3 separate regions of the Mus musculus genome follow, and all the other regions are linked to region 1. A link is a contact called in ENCODE Hi-C or POLR2A ChIA-PET data. All regions are on one chromosome and are shown on one strand. Each heading gives the region's core, a stretch centred on a gene start or an enhancer-like site at or near the end of the contact. The rest is flanking DNA. Distances are from core to core; before and after follow the strand shown. Region 1 holds the start of Tcf7 (transcription factor 7, T cell specific). Region 2 holds the start of Skp1 (S-phase kinase-associated protein 1). Region 3 has its middle 12 kb from the start of Gm51894.

Evidence for each region. Hi-C counts contacts between places; a loop is a spot of excess contacts on that map. ChIA-PET counts read pairs that join two places held with the same protein, here RNA polymerase II (POLR2A).
Region 2: POLR2A ChIA-PET joins it to region 1 with 23 read pairs in embryonic stem cell. The contact joins the promoter of Skp1 here to the promoter of Tcf7 in region 1. A Hi-C loop is called at or near these places in 1 of 37 maps with a recorded cell type or tissue (heart). POLR2A ChIA-PET finds 5 or more read pairs at or near these places in 2 of 5 experiments (both embryonic stem cell).
Region 3: POLR2A ChIA-PET joins it to region 1 with 18 read pairs in embryonic stem cell. The contact joins the enhancer-like site here to the promoter of Tcf7 in region 1. A Hi-C loop is called at or near these places in 20 of 37 maps with a recorded cell type or tissue (CH12.LX, Patski, T-helper 1 cell and 7 more). POLR2A ChIA-PET finds 5 or more read pairs at or near these places in 4 of 5 experiments (Patski and embryonic stem cell).

What each region holds. Positions count from the first base shown.
Region 1 is chr11:52,280,659-52,285,443 of GRCm38, forward strand. It overlaps Tcf7 (transcription factor 7, T cell specific), which reads right to left and starts at 2,356. Exons shown (of 11, transcript NM_001313981.1): 1 at 2,270-2,356; 2 at 2,054-2,120; 3 at 1,464-1,588. The coding sequence starts at 1,559.
Region 2 is chr11:52,230,142-52,234,897 of GRCm38, forward strand. Skp1 (S-phase kinase-associated protein 1) reads left to right here and starts at 1,854. Exons shown (of 6, transcript NM_011543.4): 1 at 1,854-1,977.
Region 3 is chr11:52,343,818-52,348,375 of GRCm38, forward strand. No RefSeq gene overlaps it. Among named protein-coding and RNA genes, the nearest start is that of Gm51894, 12 kb to the right of the region's middle. Within about 2 kb of position 2,973, at least 3 of the 3 ENCODE cell types and tissues checked have a DNase peak (open chromatin) inside an H3K27ac peak, as active enhancers do; they include gastrocnemius, heart and left cerebral cortex, where a contact is called at or near this core.

The DNA.
Region 1 (4,785 bases), core at 1,106-3,605:
ACCCTCAGGCTGAACAGTCACACCGCTAACTCATGCCCACCTCCGGCAGCTCTGGGCAGCTTATGTCTCTGGCTAAATCTGTGAGTAAACCTCCAAACCACACTGCCCTTTCCCCGTGTGGCTGGACAGTCCTGAACATCCACCTTGCCAGCAAGGTTCTGGGGGCTCTGCCTTTTGTCTCATCATGGCTACCGCAGTGAGCCTAGTCTCAGCCCAGACAATGCTTGCCAGTGACTTCAAAGGGGTAGGTTCTGCCAACTGACCCCCAGATGGCTTTACACCCATTAGGGGATTTTAAAAGGTTATCTTGGTTAAGCACTGTTTGTACAGGGCACAAGTCTCTATCTAGAGCATGTGGCACTGTCAAGTGGCAGTGTCAGGAGCCAGCCACCTCTTTACATACAAGAGAAGCACCTCATCTACCAAGCCATCCCAGAGCCGAAAGGCAGAGACAGACAGACAGAAGCCATCCCAGAGCAGAAAAGCAGACAGACAAACAGACCATTCTGTCAACACACACAGCTTACAGGTAAAGAATGGAGTCCACTTCTAAAGACTACCAGGTCTCCCTCGGCTAAGAGGCCTAGACTCCCTATCCTAGCCCCCTACCGGGGAGCCTTCTGCATGGGTCTGCCACTCGCCATCCAAGGCTCTACCCCGGGGCTCCAACCTGCACTGGGCTCACGGCGACACCCAACAGACCTCCATGCTTCCTGTACACCCTAACTCCTGACTGAGGACACTCTGGAATCCCAGTAGTTTTCAGGAACCCCAGAACTTTTCAAAAGTCATATTTGGCTGCTACCCAGCTCAGAACCAGCCCTTCACACTTTGCTTGCCTTGAAGGGCCAAAGCCATGGCTCATGATGAATACAGCCGTGTCGCCAAGCCTGACACTGATTCACGTTGCTGACCCCTAACCAACACCCTGATCTGTCCTACATTTAGCAAACCTTTCCTTGTGTGTGCGAGAGCAGCCCAGCCCGCTCAAAACCTACACCATGTGGCATGGGTCCTCGGCAAGGACTTATACACGGCAGTCAGGACACAGTGGAACTGGGCAACGGAAAAGATTAGGTCTCTTACCCAGTCTTCTCACACCCGAGTTCCCTCGCTTCTCTGAAGGAAAAAAAAAAAAGCTAACCACAGAGCTCTAGCTCAGAGCATGCACATCACGCTAGGGAATGGCATGGGCTCAGCTCAAAAACGTTTTCAACCCCACCGTGGGCCAACACAGGCACCTGCTTGAGCAAGTTGGGAAGACAAAGGTCAAAAGCAAGTGAGAAAGACTGGAGCCGGGGCGCTCCTTCAGAGATCTCCTTTTGGGTCAGACTCCTCTGGATGTTAACTGGGCAAGAGCATCTAGGAATTGGGCAGAGAAGTCCTTTTTTGTCCAAGCATCACCTGTGTGGTCAAGTAGGTAGCCAGCCCCATTACAGGGCCTGACTGCTTCGGTCACTTACCAGCGGGGGTTGAGGCTGCGGATGCTGCCCTGCTCCGGAGGCCGGTGGGTAGGGCATGAGCAGATTGAAGGCAGAGTAGACAGTCTCTTTGTACATGCCACTGGCACACTCCGGGGCCTTCAGGCCTGGAAAAACCACAGCTGGGTCAGACACCAGCCCAGCCAGCTGCTCCTAAGGACTGAAGGCTGTCTGCTCCGGAGGGGGGTTAAAAAAAAAAAAAAAACCCTGCCAAGGGGTCCCCTTCAAGTTCGTGACTTGACAGGGAACAGCGACCTCCGAACGGGTGGAAATATCCGCAAAGGCAAGTTTTTGAGGAAAGACCCCCGAGTCCAGACCTCCACTTCGCGACCGGGACTTGACTCCCTACCCCACCCTCCTGCTTGGGAACCTTAGCCAAGGCTTGCTCCTCAAGGCAAAGGATTAGTCAGTCACCTGGGCTGGAGGGGAGGCGGAGATGGCGGGGGTCTGTTTACTCCTATAAAGGTCAGGGCACCGGAAGTGACTCCAGCTCAGCGGCGCCCGGGAAACCCGCCCCCCACACCCCCACCCCCGGTTCTAGCGCCTTCTTCCCCAGCCGCGCAAAAACTCACCGTCCTCTAGGGACTCTGGAAGTTTGTCCGGGAAAAGTCTCTGCGAAGTGTGCTCCCGTCCCAGGGCCTGCAGAGCGAAGCAGAGGGGCCATGAGGAGCGGAGGGAACAGGAGGGGCTCCAGAGATGGGACCCACGAGGACCGTGGCGCGGGGGGGCGGGTCCGCACGCTACCAACTCGGGACGAGGTCCTCCGGGGAGGAGCGGGCCGGGCTCACCTCGGGCGCTCCCTCGGCTTCTCCATGTACTCGGACGCCGGGACCCGGGACCCCGGCGCCTGCGGCCGCGCCTTCGGACTCATTCACCAGTGAGGACTTGAGCTCTGCCAGGTCCCGCTCCGGGCCCACAGCGCTGTCGCGATTCTTATCGTCCTGTTCCTCGCCTTCGTCTTGGAAGGCCAGCAGCTCGTCGGGCGCGCCGAGGTCGTCGCCTGCGCCCGCGCCGCCCCCGCCCGAGTCCAGCTGCGGCATGGTGCGCTGCGCCCGCCGGGGCGCCGGGTGCGGGGCGCGGAGCCGGCCGGGAAGGCGGCGAGCCCAGGGTGCGGGGCTCCGAGCCCGGAGCGCGGCGGGCGGAGCGCACGCTGACTCCGCCTGAGCGGCCAGTGGGCGCGGGGCGAGGGCGCGGGGCACAGCAGCTTTGGGAGCCGGCGGGTCGGAACATCAAAGGCACCGCGGGCAGCGAGCCGGGGGCGGGGCGGGCGCCGGGGCGGGGCCGCGGTGGGAGGGGCTAACGTCCCAGGCCCCGCCCTCCCCTCCCTGGAGAGACCGGGACAGGCCCACTGGGAATAATCTTAAAGGGCTCGCTCTCCAGCTATTCTCTAACCTGAAATCCATTACTAAACTCTGGAACTCCATTTCCTTAACTATCATACAGCCACAACTTGCGTCCAAGTTGCGGAGAAGGTGGTTCCTTAGACCGGTGGAACCTGTGGATGACTTGGAACCTTGGTGTGAACAGCGTCCTTTGCTCAATCTGGAGGCTTCTTACGTCCCCGGGATACTAGATGGACCCTGACACACACACACACACACACACACACACACACACACACACAAACACCTGCCCTTTTGATCATCCCTGTGCCGATTAGGGACCTTATTCCAGACAGCCTGCTTACATAGACACAAGCATTAGCGCCTCACACATTTATTGAGCTCCTGCCTGTTGTTGCATGTGCAAATCAAACACTATAAATATATGACATGTGGTGGCTCGAGGCGAGGAAGGATCGTGGCCACTCACGTGGTTTCTCCAGCCCGCTATGACTTTTTCAACTAAGTTCGACGCTTAGAACCTGCTGTCCAGGAACTGAGACTTCCGGCGGCCACATGGGTCACGAAATTCTCTCTTGGGGTCTTTAGGCAGCTGCTCAGTCTGGGAAGTTGCATCCGGAGCCCATTGACTCAGACGCTAGTTAAGGCCGCGTCTTCAGTGGCATCTCCTTGGCACCCAGCATCGAATTCACCACGACCGATCACTGTTTCTGTAAGACACTAGGCCCTTTGGATAGCCATGCAGTAAACTGAAGGTCGCACACCTCCGCCTCAAGAACGTTTCGGTGTTGGAGTCAATGTAGACCTCTTCCACCTCTTGGGAAAGCAGTTGAAACAACAGTGGGTAATTTGTGAAGGAGGACACTGGCCGCCTCTCCGACTCCCGGCCCCACAGGACCCCTGGCAGCGGCGCAAAGCCGGCCGGAAGACAGCCGCACCGCCCCTCCCGGTCCAGGCCCAGCCTGCCTGGCGGAGGATCAAAGAGACCAGGCCTTGCTTCTCAGCGCTCAGATCCTATCAGCGCCCTGCCAGCGGGGCTTCTGAGTCCTCCAGCTCCCAGCCGGGATGCCCGTTTCACCTCCTTCTCAGCGATGGGGGGCTTGGCCATTAATGCTGAGCTTGGCAATAGAGATGCGGTGCAGAACCCGCCCTTGGCACCTCTAAAGTCCTTCTTCCGCAGGTGCCAGTTTGCTACTGATTTTGACCCCATCTTCTCTAGATTCGGGGGCAGGGCAGGGGCTCCAATGGAAAGCCTACAGGAGAAGAAGGGCCCAGGGGCGAGGCCTCCCCCTACGACCTCAGCTCCGAGGTTGTCCCGGCTAACTTTGGGGTGAGCACTTCTCTGAGAAAATTGCACAGAAATTGAGATCATCCTAAGCCAAAGCGCAGCAGATCCTCCTGTGTTTATAAACGACTCCAACTTTGGCAATGTCGCTTCCATGATAGTTGGCAGACCATGAAGTTTCAACTGACACAGGTCATTGGGGGTCGAATTTCTGAAGAAAAGTCAGGGCTGGGGAGGTGTGATTCTGCCCTCCAGGGTAATTTTTTTCCCCAGCTTGGTATTGCCCTTTTATCAAAGAACAAGGCCTTTCGGCTTTATTGGTGCAGAAGTAGCCTATCCTCAAATGTTAGTGAATATATATATATATATATATACCTTTATTTGGCAAGAGAAAATATTTTTTTTTCCTGATTTGTTAGCTTTCCCACCTTTGGATGGTTTCTTTGGATGACTTTATAGAGCTGTGAAAACCCCCCTTCCTGGGATCCACTGCCCTGGGGCATCCTGGCTCCAAGCCTCACCCCCTGAGGATGAGCAGTGAGGGGGAGGCAAGAGGGGAGAAAAGGAGCTTGTGGATAGGGAGGGCGGGGGTGGCATAGATGGAGTCTCTGCCTCCGCTTCCACACTGAGCATAGTGTAAAGGCTCGCTGCGTAGCAGCTGATGTAAACTCCCACA
Region 2 (4,756 bases), core at 604-3,103, 51 kb before region 1:
GCAAAGGATTTCTTGTGCATCTTTTGTGAACTATCGTGCACCTTAAATAGTCTGAGCATGGCAAGGATTGAACTCAGGGGCCTGGGCACGCTAAGCTTTGTTCCAGCACCCAAATCTCCATTTTCTGCTCTAAGCATTTGTTAATTCCGTTACTGGAGGCTCTCAGACCTCTGGGGAAAACCATATACTTTGTGCCATGCAGTGTGCTGGCTTCTTAGGCTCGCTGTATGACCCAGGACTGTTTAAGGAGCCCACCGAGTTTATGGCACGTGGAGGAAAAGGCTCTCTAGTGGGCCTTCCCTAGGAGGCCCGAAGCCGGAGCTGTGAAGGGCAGGCAGCGCTGCAGATAAAAAGCCTGAGAACTGTGGGTCTTTCATCTTCTGTCATCGACTCTGGCACCTGGCAGACATTGGATACCAGCAGACAAAGACCTGGTAATTCAACCCATTGCTTGGTCTCTCTGCCCAGTCTTGTCCTAGAGAAGCTGTAGTCTCTGGTTTCTTTAGGAGGCCCTGTGTGGAAAAGTCTTTTGTCTTCGTGGTGCCAGGAATACCAATCATGTGCTCACTGGTTAGGTGAGCCTGGCGCCTTGGTGGGGCTAGTGATGCTCCCTAGACACAGCAGGGCAGGGCAGGGCAGGGCAGGCAATTGCCCTCTTCCTGGCTGGGCTGAGGCCAGATGGGTGCTTTCAGGCCTCTCCCTTTACTTCAAAGCTGTTTCATTCTAGCGACCTTATCACAGCCTTCTTTGAGCCGCCTGTACAGCATAGCCTGTTCAGGTTGAGCCTGACTGTCCCCGTTCATTGCTGGATGGATCCCCAGCACTGGCCTCACAGATTGGCCTAGAGCATGGTTACCCAAAGAATGTAACCTCCATGCTACATTCACATTGACTCTCTCCAGGCTTGGCGCTTCACTCCAACAATGGCTATTTGGGGGCCTGGAAGCCTCTTCAAAGTTCAAAGGTAGGAAATAAAGGTGAAGATTAGCCAACAGGGTGGTCCTAGCCTCGAATCTCCAAGCTGGCTATTGGGAGGCAGACAGATCTGAGTTTAAATAGCGAGCTCCAAGCCTTATATAGTAAGACCCTGTCTCAAAACAAAACAACAAGAGTTTCAGGCAAGTATATATGTGGTGAAAATGCCTGTGACCCCAGCGCAGGTGGAAGGAGATCATGAATTTTAGACCAACCTGGTCAACATACTGAATTTACAGCTACTCTGTGCCAAACAGGGTCCCGTCTTAAAATGCAAAGAAAATAAAACTTTAAAAATCAAATAAGCAGGTGTACCATGTCAGGAGTATTTAAGAATTCTAAGCCGCCTAGGTTAAAGAAACACCTTTGTCTCAACATGGCATACATGTATATATATATATATATTTAATTCAGTATCAGTAGAGAAGGTTCAACTCCTGAACCCCTGGTCAGCAAACTCAATTCTATTTCCTTAGGTTATTAGGAGAGTAACGGTGGTCAGGCTGAGGCGACTCCTTTAAGGAAAACACACACCCACAACCGGTTTTGCGGTTTGTTGTTTCCAGGCTTTTCCAGGACTGGGGTCTTTCAAGCCGTTTAAGACAGCCCATGCCTGAAAGACCCTTCGGGTCGAGATGGTTTCCCAGCCGGTGCCGGAGTCCGCTTTGAAGGAGAGCATGGCGCTGTTTAGGCCAGCGGAGTAAGGAGGACGTCCCTCTCTTGCCCAGCCACCCCTCCACCCGCCGCCGCTCAGCACCTCTCCAGGAGACCTCTGCGGCGCTCAGGGTCTGCCGCCTGTGTTTCGACTGCCGTCAGGCGATCTCAACGGCCAGCCCGGCCGGCTGTGTGACGTCACGGGCTCGGGGTCCTCGGCGCCTGCGTCCCGCTGCTATAAAAGGCGACGCCGCGCGGCGCCGCTCGAGTGGCCTTGTTCTCGATACTTCGTTGTGGTTGTGAACTCTGTCCGGCAGCCTCGGGCCTGCGGTCTTGAGACGGAGCACCGTGAGTAGCAACCCGCGAGCCGGACACGTTCCTCGAGGGAGGGGCTGGGTGGGAGCCTCGCGTTGGCTGTGGAGTGCACGAGGCGGCGAGGCGACCTGGCCTCGTATCCTGAGGCGCCGTGCGGCCCGTTGCAGACCCCCGGACCGCGGGAGGCACGAGGAGGCCGAGTCAGGCCTTCAAGGGTCTCCCATCCTTTCGGCGCTCGCTCAGGGAAGAGAGTCGAGCCCTGTGGCAGGCCTGCCGCTTTGCAGGCGACGTCAGTCGGCCCCAAACGCGACTGGAAGGCCCAGGCTTCGTACCGGGCCTGCCTTAGCGACAGGCTTGCTGCTCCGCGCTCCAGGCCGGGTGGGCAGCGAGGCTTTGAGTAGGGGTCCTGGGCCGTTCCAGGTGGTGGCTGTCGTTGCCATTTGATTCTTGGCTCCCTCCCTTTTCTCCTGTATCTGGCGTCAATTAGCTCCTTATTGGTCTCACCTTTTTAACCACCGAATATGCAGGTAACAGACTCCCAATGTTTCTTTGCGTTTTGTCACGTTCTGCAGTCTCTGAACTTGTTACTGTAATAGACACTGTCGTCTGAGGTGTGTGGCATTTGACGCTAAAACCTGAGGTGTTTGGGTTTTTTAAGGGATAGTGCTAAAACCTGCCTTCTGGTTCACTTTTTCACGGAGTCCTCAGGTTTGGAGACTCAGTTTTTCAGCAGAATGTTACAGTAGACTGTATTGTGGCATAGAACAATGCAGTCTCTTCCGTCCTGCAGTGTAGTAACAAGTGTCAGAATTTCGAGTCACTTAAAACAGGTTTGTTTTTAAAGTCTGGTATACTAGAATTCTCATGCTAGACTTGGATGATTAATTTCCAAGTCTAGGAGCTTAGAGAACTGAAGAAGGGTTTTTTGAAAGCATATCAAATCGAAACCTCATACATTATTACTTAAAAATTTTGCACTTAATTCCAACACAACAACAAAAGTGAAGTCTAGGATTACAGAGTGCGTTGAATTACAGATTAACCGATTGCCTCCCTGTCATTTAATAAGATCCTGGCTCCCTTGCAAGTAACCTAATACCTAAATTTGACTATGACTAAGCACATCTTTATTTATTGTGAATTATTTCAAGGAAATACGGGGTGGTCTTTTAAAATAATTTTATCAACTACATAGACTTGTTCTGGAATGCTCATTGTAGTACTAGAGATCATAAAAAGAACACAGTGTCTTGCTATTAAAAACTGGCCTATTTTAACTTTTATTGTTGCCTTATCATAGGGAGGGTCTGCTGCTCTGACTTCTCTGTTCTGCAGACATGTTTGTTAGTTGAAAAGTGAACTCTTGAGTCTCTTCAACCATGGATGAGTGGGAGCTGGGTATTTCAATGGATGATTGTAAAACAAGCTTTACCTCTCCCAACCCCCTTTCTTGAAGCTTGTTTACTTGAGGAATTGGGGACAAGTGTCTCAGAAAGCTGAATGAATATTTTAGGAGATGTGCTGAGTCTTAAGTGTTTGACCCTAAAATAGGTGTAGTAGTTATTTTAAATGCTAAACCCTGTACTTTTGTGAAAAATCGCGTTAGTAATACAACTCAGATCCAGAAATGCTTAAGAAGTACCTTTAGAGTAACATTGAAGGCTTGTATCTTCCTTAGAAGCACAGACCTGCCTAGTTGCATGTGAGGTAGGGATTTTGGTGCCCACCTTTAGTCCCAGCACTGGAGGCAGCGGCAGGTTTATGGCTGAGTTCAAGACTAGTCTTAAGTTCCAGGACAGCCAGGGTAATACAGAGGAACCCTATCTCAAAAAACAAAACAAAAACTATCAGAAAAAAAGTTGCTTGTGAATTTTAAAGAGGTCTTGAATTAATCCTCTTTTGAAGGGATGAGGGGGAAATCTGATGATAAGAAATTGCTGGCTTAGAGCTTTTAGTATTAATACTGATTTGTTTTTATTTGGCTTTTTTTTTTTCCCTGATGACTCATTTTATATCTCAGTTGATAAGGTTTTGGATTTTTGTTTTTGGGGGGATTTGTTGAGTTTAGTTTTTGAGACGGGGCCAAGAAAACCAGGCTAACCTTAAATTTATTTTCCTATGTGTCAAGAAGATGGTCATAAACTCCTGATCCTTCTATTTGGCAAACTGTTGGGATTATGGGATGTACTTGCTTGGCTCACCTTTTGGGGAGAGGGGGAGAGGGCGGTGTTGCAGATTGAAATAGAGCTTTATACGTGTTAGGCATTATACTAAGGAGCTATATCTCCAGCCTCTTTTGTATTTCATTTTAAGCAGACTCTTACTGAGTTCCACCAAAGCTGGCTTGACCTCATTATGTTACTTAGTCCTTGAAATTATGATCCTCACTCGGGCATCTAAAAGCTGGGCATTACAGGACTTTTCTCTGTATAGCCCTGGCTGTCCTGGAACTCACTCTGTAGACTGGCCTTGAACTCAAAGAGATGCACCTGTGTCTTGACTCCCAAGTGCTGGAATTAAAGGCATACACTACTACCATGCCATTTTAAATTAATTTATATTTGGTGGGTGTTTTTGTTTTTGGAGACAGATTCTTACATAACCTAGGCTGGATTTGAACTTGGCTGTGTGCCTGATGTCTGAATTCCTGTGTCTCAAGTACTGGCTTTATAGGTGCCTGCCACTATGACTTAAATGCATTTTTGTAGTTTGCTTTTGTGGAGACAAGGTCTGTCTGTGTAGTCCTGGCTATCCTGTATGTAGCTATTTAGACCATGCTGGCCTCTGTCTGCCTCTGCCTTCTAAGAGCTGG
Region 3 (4,558 bases), core at 1,723-4,222, 64 kb after region 1:
GCTAATATCTTGTCCTGTTATTTAACGTGGTGTGTGTGTGTGTGTGTGTGTGTGTGTGTGTGTTAGTCACACGTGAGCATGAGCACATTTGCCCTGGCATAGATGTGAAGGGTCAGGAATCAGCCCTGTCCTACAGTGTGTTCTGGGGATTGACCTCAGGCCCTCAGGCTTCTGTGGCAAGCACTTTACCCACTGGGCCGTCCTGTCAGCCTTACTTTGAGCCAGGGTCTCTACTGAATCTGGAGCTTATCGGTTCAAGACCAGCATATCTTTCAGAGAATACAATTTAATTTACTATGTATAACATAGTTAAGTTGCTGGCCCCAAATATCCTTCTGAAAAACAAATGTCCTAGTATCTGGTACTTTTTATCTTTATTTTTCTTTTCTTTTTTTCTTTCTCTTTTTTTTTGTTTATTTTTGTTTATTTTTTGTGGATTTTGTTGTCATTTTGTTTTGGAGAAAGAGTTTCTCTGTAACAGCCCTTGCTGTCCTGGAACTCTATGGACTAGGCTGGCCTTGAACTCACAGAGCTGCCCCCTCACCCCATGGCGTTCTGATATAAAACAAATGTGCCACCATGCCCGGCCCTTGTGGGTTTTTTTTGTTTTGTTTTTGTTTTTGTTTTTGAGGCAGTGGTCTCACCACGTATCTCTGGCTGTCCTGGAATTCACTCTGTAGATCAAGCTTGCCTCACTCACAGAGATCTGCCTTCCTCTGCCTCTGCCTCCCCAGAGCTGGAATTAAAGGTGTACACCACTAGCAGTGGCTAGCTAGAATATTGTTATTTTTATGTTTTAGTTATTTGTTTGTCTGCTTATATATTTGGTGGTGGTGGGAGGGTTTGGGTCTACATGAATATGAAAATCAGAGGACATTTGGGACCCACCCTTTGGATTCCAAGGAGTAAGCTGATCCCAGCTGTCAAGCTTGACAGGAAGCATCCCTACCCACTAAGCCACCCCACCACCCCTACATTTGTTTCTTTATGCTGCTCTGAATTAGCACACATTTGGTGGTCCAAAGAAACACCATTTTGAGTCAGGAGTGTTGGTACACACCTAGAATCCCAACCCTTTCGAGACAGGAGCAAGAGGATGACCAAGGCCGCTCCGGGCCACATTAAGTATGAGGCCATCCACGCCTATAGCCTGAGACCCTGTCTCAACAAGACCAAACAATATTTACAGTGCTGGCAGCCAGAAACCTAAAATGGCTTCCCTGGGTAGGCACAAAAGTGTCGTCAGGCAGGCTTCCTCCCTGGCTCTCAGGGATATCCTTATGTTTGTCTTCTTCAGCCTGAGGAGTTATGGTTCCTGCCATGTAGCCTCTTCCTCCAACTTCAAAGCCAGCAGGTGACGTCTTCTCTTGTCACTGGAGCTTCTTCAGAGCAGGCGCTCCTGTCTCCCTGTGTGAGGACACAGATGAGTAGACACGGGGGCGGTCCCATGAGATAAGGAATTCCTATTGCCTCTGGGTGAGGGGGTAGCACACACTTTTAATCCCAGCACTGGAGAGGCAGAAGCAGGTGGATCTCTGGAGGCTCCTGGTCTACAGAGCGAGTTCCAGGACAGTCAGAGCTACATAGAGAAGCCCTGTCCCAAGGAATCCAAAGAAGAATTCCCATTGCCTCCATGTGGTCTATCACATGCAACACATCGATCCCCTATCCATAGTGATGTAGTGCAGGCACACCCACTGAACTGCTAGTAACGGAAAAATAGAACGCACGGGGTGCTGGAGAGATAGCTCAGTGGTTAGGAGTGCTTGCTGCACGTGCAGAGAGCAGAGCTTGGCTTCCAGAACCCATATCTCTGGCCCCACACTCCATCATGGCTGTTAAAGTCGATCTCTGTCTGTGCCATTCTATCTTAGTCTCTCAGTTGTCCCCAAGACCATACTTCTCACTTCACAGAGACATCATCTCTCTCTGAAGCCTGATCTCCTGGAAGGAAGGCAAGGACTTTGGCATGCCTGGTCCCTCCAAGGTCCGGCACAGAGGCCTGCCCATGCCCCCCCCCCCCAGCATTATCCCTTGATTGGCTTCAGGAAGGTAAGGTTTATTCTGGTTTGAGGGTACTCCGTTGTGGTGGGGAAGGCTTGGGGGCAGGAGTGTGTGGATTCTAGTCACACTGCATCTGCGGGTAGGAGATGGGAAGGGGTGCCAGTGGTCGGTTTGCTCTTTCCTTTCCTCCTGTTTGATTCAGTCTTGCCCTCCCCCCCCCCCCCCGCGTCCCTGCCCCCAGTCATGGGATGGTACCGCCTACATCCAGGGTCTTCCCTCCTCTGTGCAACCGCCACACACGGGTGTGTTTCCTAGGTGATTCCAAACCCAGGCAGGTTGACAATGAAGATTAATTATGACAGCCTCCTACACCCAACCTGTGAAGATCAAAAATACCTCAAGAGGTTGCTAAAATGCTCCCCAGAAGCAAGGACTGAATCTCCTTTGGGATCGGGTCAGAGAGCCATCAGAACACGCTATTGGGGATGAAAGGCAACCCTAATCGTTTTCTTACTGGCCCCACTTTCCTCATCAGGAAAAAAGTGCACTGATGCCTGCAGGAAAATGAATTTTCTTCAAGAGATCACACAGGCTTCCAAGCAAGCAACCTGGGGTGGTGCTGCCACCTCTTGGTGAGTGGGTGGAAGTACATCCGTGGGCGTGGTTGGCAAGCTATTGCTACCTAGTAAGAGCCTCTCTATCTCTGCCAGGGAGCCCAAGTAAAGGCCAGGCAGAGTGGACAGAAATAGAGGAGTCAGCAAACACAGGGAATTTTATATCAATCAGTGGTGTTGAGAAGAAACCTGGTCTAGGTTCAATTCGCCCCTTTTCCTGTATCATTATGTATCTCCGACAAGAAAAGGACACCAAGAGCGATTTGCCCCACAATAGCTGCCCTTGACTAGATTGGTGGGCGTCCCAGAGGCTGTCCCCTCCCCCAAGATTGGCCTCTGTGGAAATCAGGAGGGTGGCGCAGCCAATGGTCGCACCTAGATCCGCCATCTTCCCCAGAGGCCACGCCTCCTCCGCCCTTTCCCCAGTTACAGCTAGAAACTCAGCTTCAGTCCGTGAAGTCTACGATTTCCACTTCATCTAATTCATTTGACCCACTGCCACCTTCATCTTAAGCCCGGCTTCCCTGGGACTGTACTTTAGTCTTCCATGACTCTGGCTGCAGTGTTCATGGGGCTGTATTCAGCTGTGTTTGGCTACGCCTAGAATCTTCTATGAGACTGCTACAGATTACATTCCTGTAGCATTCCTCTTTGGAGGAAAATGGGGTGAAGACGCTGCTAGGGGCCTTTCTCAGCTTCTTTTTAATTTTGATTTTCTTCTTCCTCTTCCTCTTCCTCTTCCTCCTCCTCCTCCTCCTCCTCCTCTTCTTCTTCTTCTTCTTCTTCTTCTTCTTCTTCTTCTTCTTCTTCTTCATGTATTTATTTATTATATGCAAGTACACTGTAGCTGTCTTCAGACATACCAGAAGAGGGCATCAGATCTCATTACAGATGGTTGTGAGCCACCATGTGGTTGCTAGGATTTGAACTCAGGATCTTCAGATGAGCAGTTGGTGCTCTTAACCTTAACCTCTGAGCCATCTCTCCAGCCCTTTTTTCTTCTTCTTAAACATAGTCTCATTGCATAACACTGACTGGGCTAGAACTTGCCATGTAGACCAGGCTAGCCTCAAACTCAGAGATCCAACTGCCTCTGTCTCCTGAGTGCTGGGTTTAAATGTGGGTCCAGTCAGTCTTCATTTTTGTTTTGTTTCGCTTTGCTTTTATGAGAAAATATCTCACGTGGTCCAGACTTCAACCTTTCTCTGACCTTGAACTCCTGATCATCCTTCCTGTACTCCAGAGTGCCTGGGTCACAGGCATGTGACACTGTGGCCAGTCTTTACATGCTATTTCTACGGCATTTTGAGCAAAGTCTATCTAATCCTTTGATTATTAGTTTTGCAAGGGCAGCGGCGGCACCCGATTCTCCCATATCCTGTTCTGGCTCAGTTCTTAGTGCTGGGGAGCAAGACTTTCAGTGGAAGCTGAGTGAGCGAGGGACATCTGAGGGAGAGGGACAGGACAGAAGCTGAGAGATGTCCGGGCATAGGTGTGCTTCCTCCTACCATGCAGGTCCCAGACCCTGAAGAAGGTACAGGGCTGTGGTGGTTTAAATGGGAATGGCTGCCAACAAGGGTGAGCACACACACACACACACACACACACACACACACACCTGCACATATGCCCCTGCACACACACTAAATTGTTGAGGTTTGGTTTTGGTATGTATTGTAATACTAAATACTGGTTCCCAGGGACAAGAGAATCTGCACACACATAAGAGATACCATGTAATCTTGCTCCCCAAGTTATCCCTGATTGGTGAATAAAGATGCCTACAGCCTATAACTGGACAGAAGAAAGATAGGTGGGGTTTGGGTTCCCGGGCTTGGAGTCTGAGGAGAGACCACAAGGAGGGAGTCTTAGATGGAGAGAGGGAAGATACTATGGGATAAATGAGTCATGAAAATATGGCCTTGAGGGCTGGCCAACTG